Regions from separate parts of the Homo sapiens genome. Here region 2 is linked to region 1. A link is a contact called in ENCODE Hi-C or POLR2A ChIA-PET data. All regions are on one chromosome and are shown on one strand. The core of a region is the stretch at or near the end of the contact, and the rest is flanking DNA. Distances in the headings are between cores, read along the strand shown. Region 1 overlaps TTC1 (tetratricopeptide repeat domain 1). Region 2 overlaps C1QTNF2 (C1q and TNF related 2).

What was found. Hi-C counts contacts between places; a loop is a spot of excess contacts on that map. ChIA-PET counts read pairs that join two places held with the same protein, here RNA polymerase II (POLR2A). Pooled maps may share reads with other maps.
Region 2: a map of heart right ventricle shows a loop between it and region 1 (3-fold over the local background). The contact joins two enhancer-like sites. A Hi-C loop is called at or near these places in 4 of 168 maps with a recorded cell type or tissue (GM23248, heart right ventricle, kidney and 1 more) and 2 of 50 pooled maps. POLR2A ChIA-PET finds 5 or more read pairs at or near these places in 4 of 52 experiments (WTC11, activated CD4-positive, alpha-beta memory T cell and activated T-cell).

What each region holds. Positions count from the first base shown.
Region 1 is chr5:160,037,551-160,042,368 of GRCh38, forward strand. The region is part of intron 4 of TTC1 (tetratricopeptide repeat domain 1); the gene reads left to right. Among named protein-coding and RNA genes, the nearest start is that of TTC1, 31 kb to the left of the region's middle. Within about 2 kb of position 2,426, at least 2 of the 41 ENCODE cell types and tissues checked have a DNase peak (open chromatin) inside an H3K27ac peak, as active enhancers do.
Region 2 is chr5:160,343,553-160,348,370 of GRCh38, forward strand. It overlaps C1QTNF2 (C1q and TNF related 2), which reads right to left. Exons shown (of 3, transcript NM_031908.6): 3 at 4,202-4,818. Among named protein-coding and RNA genes, the nearest start is that of C1QTNF2, 25 kb to the right of the region's middle. Within about 2 kb of position 1,904, at least 5 of the 41 ENCODE cell types and tissues checked have a DNase peak (open chromatin) inside an H3K27ac peak, as active enhancers do.

The sequences.
Region 1 (4,818 bases), core at 1,176-3,675:
ACTAAAAATACAAAAATTAGCCAGGCATGGTGGTGGGCACCTGTAATCCCATCTACTCAAGAAGCTGAGGCAGGAGAGTCGCTGAAGCCTGGAGGCAGAGGTTGCAGTGCACTGCACTCTGGCCTGGGCGACAAGAGCAAAACTCTGTCTCAAAAAAAAAGTTAGATTTGTTTCTGATTTGTCTGATTTTCCGATTTAGTCTTCATAATCCTTGGATTGAAATGAGAGTGGTTTTTTTTTTTTTTAAACCATACCACTTTTTAAACTATGGCTACTTACATCCAAAGTACAAAGGATAGGTTATTTAACATACCTTTAAGCAACCATGATGCTGGCTCAAGATTGGAAGTGGCAGTGTTTTCATTTGTTTGTTTAGATCAGATATCTCTTTGATACTGTCTGAAATTCTCAAATGCCTCTACCACAGTCACTTTAGGTGACAAGGTTTTTTTTGTTGTTGTTGTTTTTTTTAAAGGCCCCAGGGCAGGGTTGCGGGGGTGGGTGCTTGAATGCTTGGACATGCAGAAAGGTTACGGTTTTTTTTTTTTACCAGAACTTGTGTAAGATTCAATCTTCAAAGCAGAGTATTTTTGGAGTATTTCATGTGGCATGAGAGAAGAAATAATTTTATAGTATACAAACCAACATTTTGTATTAGAGAAAACAAAACAATTGGTTTAACTTTATTTAAAACAATATTCATTAATGTGTCCCACCAGCAATCAGAATTAACATCTAACAGTTTTTACACTTACCTGGAAAATTCTGATCTTTTAGATTTGCTTCTCCCTTTTGCCACATTTTTAGACTGGACATTGTCATTGTGAAATAGGATCAAGGATGTGCCTTCAGTATCAGAGGAAATGCACCATACCCAGTTGGCTCCTGGGATTTGGGATTCTTTGTTTCTACAGTTGCCCAAGTTATTGATATTTCTAGGTTTGGGCTCACATAAATAGTCTGGTTCTTGAGTTAGGAAAATGTATGGTCTTGTTAGTATTTTGTCTGTCACATCTGAGGAGAACTCAAAAGAGCGTTGCTCTATGATTGTTGCCTGTTCAAAGAATAGTTTTGTTGGTGAAGTTTTCTGTTCTTTTAAGTTGCGTTTCTTTTTTTTTTTTTTTTTTTTTGAGACGGAGTCTCACTCTGTCACCTAGGCTGGAGTGCAGTGGTGTGATCTCGGCTCACTGCAACCTCCGCCTCCCGTGTTCAAGCGATTCTCCTGCCTCAGCCTCCTGAGTAGCTGGGATTACAAGTGCGCGCCACCACGCCAGGCTAATTTTTGTATTTTTAGTAGAGACAGAGTTTCACCATGTTGGTCAAGCTGGTCTCAAACTCCTGACCTCGTGATCCGCCCACCTCAGCTTCCCAAAGTGCTGGGATTACAGGCGTGAGCCGCCGTCCCCGGCCTTAAGTTGCATTTTTAATACTTTATGAAGACTCTAAAATGAGAGACTTGATAACTTCTAGGATTAGTACCCTGACACAATTTAAGGAGCATATTATATTCTAAGTTTTTCAAGGAAATGATGGTTTAACTGCTTTAAGAGGTAAAGATGAAGAATTTCTGAAAGGCAGGTTTGCAAGCTCAGCATCCCTGACTCAGTGCCCCTGGCCACGCTTCACATTTCATATCTGGAGAGAGAAAAGGTAACCTGGAGCTAGGGCAGAGTTTCAGCTCTAGGTCTCGCTAGCTATACAAGAGCAGAGCCCTAAAAGAGTAGGTTCTCTTTTTTTTTTTTTTTTTAACTACTGTCCTTATATATTATATACATTGTTTTATATGTATAGTTAGATTTGTTTGTCCTTATATGCTGTGTACATTTGTTTTGTCACTATATATTATGTATACTGTTTTATATAGATAGATAGCTACCTATATATAAAAATTATGAAAGAATGGTAAAGTTGTGATTTTTTTTTTTTTCCCACACACTCCACTTTGGGGACTACCATTGTAAGCAGCAGACAACACCTGGGTCCTCTGAGGTATTAGTAGACTATGAGCCTCAAACAAAAGTTTCTGCAATAAAATTCCATAATTCCTTGATTTGAGGAGACAGTGGATAAGATGCACTACAGCTTAATAATCACTTCTAGGCACACAAAGAATACCATCACAACAGTTGTACACATAAATTGTAAAGATTTATTTCTATTTCAGAAACTGTGAAATTGTGTGTCTTTGACTTATAGAAATGTGATAAGTTGAAAAAATATTGACTTATATAAAGTTATACAGATTACTTACAGGACTTCTTAGAGTTTTTGATATTTGAATTGGTATGCTGAACATTGAAAGAGAAATAAAAAAAGGTCCCAGATGACCCTGAAACCTTTTTTGTTTTGTTTATTGTGGTAAAATACAGATAACATAAAGTTGGCCATTTTAAAGTACAGTCATGAGTCACTTAACAACGGGTATACATTCTGAGAAATGTGTTATTAGGTGATTTCATCATTGTGCAAACATCATAGAGTATACTTACACAAATCTGGATGGTATGGCCTACTACACACCTAAGCTATATGGTATAACCTATTGCTCCTGGGCTACAAACCTGTACAGCATGTTTCTGCACTGAATTACTATAGGCAGTTGGAACACAATGGTAAGTATTTGTGTATCTAAAAAGAAAAGGTGCAGTAAAAATGCAGTATTTTTTAAATGGTGCATCTATATATATAGATACATAAACACACACACATATGTATACACACACACACACACATACATATACCGTGTATGCCATGAATGGATCTTGCAGGACTGGAAATTGCTCTGGGTGAGTCAGTGAGTGAGTGGTGAGTGAATGTGAAGGCCTAGGACATTACACTACTGTAGACTTCATAAATATCTTACATTTAGGCTTCACTAAATTTATTTTTTTAATTTTTCTTTAATAAATTCACCTTGGTTTACTGTGCCTTGTTTTCTTTATAAACTTTTAAATTTTTTTAAACTCTTTTATAATAACAGCCTAAAACATAAACATGTTGTACAACTACAAAAATATTTTCTTTATGTCCTTTTCTCTTCTGAGCTGGGGCAGGGTCTTGCTCTGTTGCCCAGGCTGGAGTGCAATGGCACAGTCATCGCTCACTACAGCCTTGAACTCCTGGACTCATGCGATCCTCCCACCTCAGCCTCTCCAGCAGCTGGGTAGCTGGGACTACAGACCTGCACTACCACTCCCAGCTAATTTTGTTTGGTTTTCTTTTAATTTTTTTTTTTTAATTTTTTTAGAAATGGGGTCTTGTGTTTCACAGATTAGTCTTGAACTCCTGGCCTCAAGTGGTCCTCCTGCTTTAGCCTCCCGAATCACTGGAATTATAGGCGTGAGCTACTGTGCCCAGCTATATCTTTATTCTATATACTTTTTTCTATTAAATAATTTTTTTTTTTTTTACTTTTTAAACTTTTCTGTTGAAAACTAGGATGCAAATACACACAGTAGCCTAGGCCTACACAGGATCAGGAGCATCAGTATCACTGTCTTCCAGCTCCACATCTAGTCCCACTGGAAGGTCCTCAAGAGCGACACATACATGAAACTGTCATCTCCATCTCCTATGATAAAAATGCCCTGTTCTGGAATACTTCCATACTTCCGATAGGACCTGCCTGAGGCTGTTTGACAGTACACTTTTTTTTAGTAGAAGGAGTACACTCTTAACATAATAAAAAGTAGTGTATAGTAAATACATAAACCAATAACAGCCATTTATTATCAAGTATTATGTATGTATTATGCTTTCTTTCTTTTTTTTTTTTTTTTGGAGATAGAGTTACTCTGTTGCCTAGGCTGTAGTACAATGGCGCTGTCTCAGCTCACTGCAACCTCTGCCTCCCGGTTTCAAGCAATTCTCCTGCGTCAGCCTCTTAGGTAGCTGGGATTACAGGTGTGTGCCACCATGCCCAGCTAATTTTTTTGTATTTTTTCTAGAGATGGGGTTTCACCATGTTAGCCAGGCTGGTCTTGAACTCCTGACCTCAGGTGATCCGCCCACCTTGACCTCCCAAAGTGCTGAGATTACAGGCATAAGCCACCATGCCCGGCCTGTGTTATATTTTCACATGACTTGCAGTGCAGTAGGTTTGTTTACCCCAGCATCACACCAACACCTGAGTAGTAGGTTATGCCATGATGTTATGACGGCTACTATGTCATTAGGTGATAGGAATTTTTCAGCTCCGTTATACTCCTATGGGACTACTGTTTTATACACAGTCTATCATTGATTGAAACGTCATTGTACAGTGCATGACTGTATACAATTCTGTGGATTAAAATACCTTCACAGTGTTATACAGCCAACACCACTATCTAGTTCCAGAACTTTTCCATCATCCTAAAAGGATCCTCCACACTCCTGAAACTTTTTTTTTATTTTCTGAGATGGAGTCTTGCTCTGTTGCCCAGGCTTGAGTGCAGTGTCGTGAACTCAACTTACTGCAATCTCCACCTCCTGGTTTCAAGCAATTCTCCTGCCTCAGCCTCCCAAGTAGCTGGGACTACAGGCACCCACCACCACACCCGGCTAATTTTTGTATTCTTAGCAGATACAGGGTTTCACCATGTTGGCCAGGCTGGTCTCGAACTCCTGACCTCTAGTGATCCGCCCACCTTGGTCCTCCAAAATGCTGGGATTACAGGCATGAGCCGCTGCGTCCAGCCCTGAAACTGCTTTTGATTGAATCCTGAAACAGTTTGGCTGTCACTGCTGTGAAATATTCTGCAAAATATTTAGTATTTGCTACAGTAGGCATTGTGAGAATATTGAACACTTATTTGAAATACCTTATTTCTGTAATAC
Region 2 (4,818 bases), core at 654-3,153, 310 kb after region 1:
AAGATGGCACCACTGCACTCCAGCCTGGGCGACAGAACAAGACTCTATCTCAAAACAAACAAACCAACCAACAAACAAAATGAAAGCTCTTCTATAGGGTAAGTTGAAATGTTTCTCCTATAGCTGCAAGAGTGGTCTTCTCAAAACCCAAGTCTGCTTATGTCACTTGCCCCCTTAAAATCATTCTGTGGTTTCCTGTTATTCTCATGGTCAAGATAGCCATCTTTAGTTTGACCTATCAGCCTTCAAGGTCTGGGCTCTGCCCCCTCATCTTCTCCCCTTGCACACTTTGCCCCCATGACCTGGGGAGGGGCTTCTTTGATTCCTCTCCTGTGTCATGCCCTGCCCCACCACGGGGCCTTTGCCTGCCATGCCCCTCCCTGGAAAGCCCTCTCCATCCAGCTTCCCTTGCCAACTCCCACTTGCCCTTCAGCTCTGCTGTTACTCCACCAGTGCTACTCCCTGACAGTCTCACCAGGACTCCCAGTCTTCTCTCCTCAAGGTTGAACAGCCAACACTCCTACGGCAGGTGGCACTTCTAGACCCTCCACACCCTCCTCGGTTTCAGGTTGTAGGATGCCTAGAACCAGACTCAACATCAGGGAATGAGGAGCTTTTCAAAAGTGATTTGCCCATCTAGTTCTGCCAAGTGACAGGAAACTGAGGAGGTTGAGGATTAATGCCCCGTTAGCCTTTCACCTCTGAGGCCCTTGATCTCCATGTCTTGAAGCTCACACATTAAGTGTGTTTTATGGGATAAGAGAGCCCCAAATAGAATATGGACATTTCACACGAGGAAGCCATTTCGGACCGCTGTCAGCATCAGCTTGAAACCCACTTGGGGTGGAGATAAATGACTGTCGGAAGTTTGCAACGGCATCAGCAAAAATAAACACCTGTGATGAGGTTGAACTCTTCATTATTGTTTTTAAGTCAGGGCCAATCTGAGGCAAAAGTATAAAGTAGATGGAGAATGTTTAAAAAATAAAAAATAAAAAAACAAACCCCACCATTTTCCAGAGCCATCTTTGGGCTCTTTCTGAGAAATTCTTTTTTTTTTTTTTGAAACGGAGTCTCACTCTGTTGCCTAGGCTGGAGTGCAGTGGCACAATCTTGGTTCACCATAACCTCCGCCTCCTGGGTTCAAACAATTTTAGTGCCTCAGCCTCCCGAGTAGCTGGGATTACAGGCACCCGTCACCATGCCCGGCTAATTTTTTTTTTTTTTTTTTGTATTTTTAGTAGAGACAGGGTTTCATCATGTTGGCCAGGCTGGTCTCGAACTCCTGACCTCAAATGATCCACTCACCTCGGCCTCCCAAAGTGCTGGGATTACAGGCGTGAGACACCGTGCCCGGCCTCTTTCGGAGAAATTCTTTTTGGGTCTCCGTCTCTGGAGCAGGGAGAGAAAAGTGTTGGGAAGCCACAGAGGTCTTCGGGAGCACCCTCAGATGCTGTGGTTGAGGAGCTGGGCCTGCGAGGTGACCTTCAAACCCACACTGTGCTCCATTCTCAGTGCCACCCCGGCCTGAGGACAGCTGTGGAAATGACACCGGGACAAGGGAGGCACACAAAATGTCCTCCCTTGAAGGGCAGAACTCGAGTCTTTCCTGTGTTAGTTTTCCCCTCAGCCCGGCCCAGAGCTTGGCAAAGCCGGCTGTGGGTTAGAATCGGCTGAGGAGCTTTTATGAAAGCGCATGGAAGCTGTCCCCGCAGGAGGTTCGGCTGCTGAATGAGGTTGTGGTGCCAGATAGATCTGACTCCTCACCTGGTTTGGGGACCCCGGGTGCATTCTTCAGCCTTGCCTCAGTGAGTGCTCAGGACACGTCTGCTGAATTGAAAGAGACCTTCAATGGACTGAACAACAACCTGCTTTCTGGCAGGCAATCTAGAAAATAGCCTGAGACCAGGGTGTATCTCCCAGCCTCCATGCCGCAGGCCGGGAGGTTTGTGTAGTCGACGTTCTCCCCCTAGTGGCCTGAGTGAAGATGACAGGCAGGAGGGAAAAAAAGCCTTTTCACCTGCGAGGCCTGGCTGCCAAGGGCTCCCGAGCTGCGGATGGACACCAGGATCCAGCTGCTCTTCCATGACTCGCCCTCCCTTACCTCGCCCTGATCCCGGCCCTGTCAGATCTCATCTTTACTTAACATTCTGATATTTTGTTTATCATAGAGTTTTTGGGTTATTTTTGATTTATTAAAATATTGTATTAAAATATTTCTGGCCGGGGGTGGTGGCTCACTCCTATAATCCCAAAACTTTGGAAGGCTGAGGCGGGTGGATCATTTGAGGTCAGGAGTTCGAGACCAGCCTGGCCAACATGGTGAAACCCCCGTCTCTACTAAAAATAAAAAAATAAAAAAATAAACTAGCCAGCCGTGTTGGTAGGGCGCCTGTAATCTCAGCTACTCGGGAGGCTGAGGCACAAGAATCGTTTGAACCAGGGAGGCACGGGTTGCAGTAAATTGAGATTGCGCCACTGCACTCTAGCCTGGGCGACAGAGCAAGATTCCATCTTAAAAAAAATTATTTCTGCCAGGTGCGCTAGCTCATACCTGTAATCCCAGCACTTTGCGGAGGCTGAGGTGGGAGGATCATTTGAGGCCAGGAGTTTGAGACCAGCCTGGGCAACATAGCAAGACCTCCGTCTCTACAAATAATTTAAAAATTAGCCGTGTGTGGTGGCACAGGTCTATAGTTCCAGCTTCTCAGGAGGCTGAGGTGGGAGGATCACTTGAGCCCAGGAGGTCGAGGCTGCAGTGAGCTGTGATCGTGCCACTGCACTCCAGCCTCGGTGACAGAACAAGACTCTGTCTCAAAAATATATATATTTCTATTGATTACTGTGGTTTTTGTCACCCTCTTACATTTTGTGCATGACGTGAGTGCCTCAATTTCGCTCCCCCACCCTCATCATAGTCCTGATGCAGAAGTCAGCCCACGAAGCCCCCCTAGACATAGGGAGTAAGACCCTCATCATTTGTCAGCTGAACCCTGAGGCTCCACCCAGGGTTGCGCTGGCCTGTGAGGGCCTTGTGTGTCTAGTGCTCTTTGCACTGTAATTAAGGGCACTGTAGATTCTCCAGGCTTTCTCCAGAAGGGGAATGGCCGCCTTTCAAAGTGTGTTCTGAATGAGAAAATACCCCTGGATCAAGGGCGATTTGAGTGCACAAAGATGCACTGGGTTCTGTGGTGCTTACAAATGTGGAGACCTACAGGTAGGCCCTGGTTGCTGAAGCCCACAGTAATCAGCCGAAGCTAGGAAGAAGGGCTGGGGCCCAGTGCATCTGGGAAGGCCACCGCCTTGGATCCCCTTCCTCATCTGGGCCACCATCCCGCATGATCAGCCTGAGACCTCCAAGTGGCTCACCAAGGAGGCAGCCATCCTCAGAAGAGTCAGGGGATAAAAGGAGTGCTCATCTTTGACATCACTCTCTACCAGAGACCCGCCTCAACTGCATCATCTGCTTCTGCCCCACCTGCCACAAACCCACCATCTGGAGCAACGCTAGACCACATCCAAGGAAGACAAGACCCCAGCCCTGGGCCCTGGAAGGTCTCTGCTATCATCTGCCCCACGCTCTACAAAAGAGTGACGAGTCTTCCCCCATCATTCCCACACTCTCCCTGAGGAGTCCCTGGTAGATGCCAAGGGGACATCGGTTCAATATGGGCCAAAAAGTGGCAACCACAGAGCTCTGGGGTCCAGCCCATCTTGCTGAGTTTGGATTTATTACCTGGGCTACAAAGGGTTAAGTCAAATGCCTTCAAATGCCTATATCCCTGAGGGAAGGAAGAGGAAGAAGCGAAAGGCTCTCCTAAAATTTATTTTTGTAAGAAAAAGAAAAGGTAAAAAGAACTGTTCACTGACCAAAGCTGACCCCTTCCCACAGGGGTGCTGCAGGGGACCCCAACCCACACGTCAATCTGATTGGGCCAGAAAGCCTTTCCTGAATGTTTCAGACCCACCCCAATCCCAAACCATTTATGGCCCAGAGACAATGGAGTTATTTTAAATAAACCCGATTTTATTTATGGAGATGGCCACTCCTTCTGGAACTATCCCGTGCAGCTATCCTTGTCCCTGAGGATCTCACTAGGCGGGCAGCCAGAGAAAGCTGCTAGGGAGCTGCAGCTCCAACTGAAAATTATCTCCAGCAAATCGTTTCATGGGTCTCTCAGTACCTGCGTTTTTGTTTTTGTTTTTTTTTTTTTTTTGTTTTTTTTTGAGATAGTCTCACTCTGTTGCCCAGGCTGGAGTGCAGTGGCAGGATCTCAGCTAACTGCAACCTCCACCTCCTGGGTTCAAGCGATTCTCCCGCCTCAGCCTCCCCAGTAGCTGGGATTACAGGCACCCAACACCACGCCTGTCTAATTTTTGTATTTTTTTAGACGATGTTTTGCCATGTTGGTCAGGCTGGTCTTGAACTCCTGACCTCAAATGATCCGTCCACCTCAGCTTCCCAAAGTCCTGGGATTATAGGCATGAGCTACCACATCCCGCCAGCACCTGGCACTTTTACTGCAGCTTCTTAAGCCCCCAGATCCCTGCATACTGGCAACACCTGTGCTTGGGGTGCGATTCATTTGCGTGGGATCCATTCCTGCCATCTCAGAGCAGCGGTTCTCAGATGCACGTGCATATCCTGGTGTATCTCATTCATTGAGAAGCGGGCCTGCAAAAGATTAACTAATAATAAAGCGCTCAAGTCTGTGGCCGACTTGACTCATGCAATGAGCAGATTCAAGATGATCCGCCTATCAGTGTCACTTTGTATTCTGATAAGCCTTCGTGAATGGAACGAGCTCTGCCATGGCC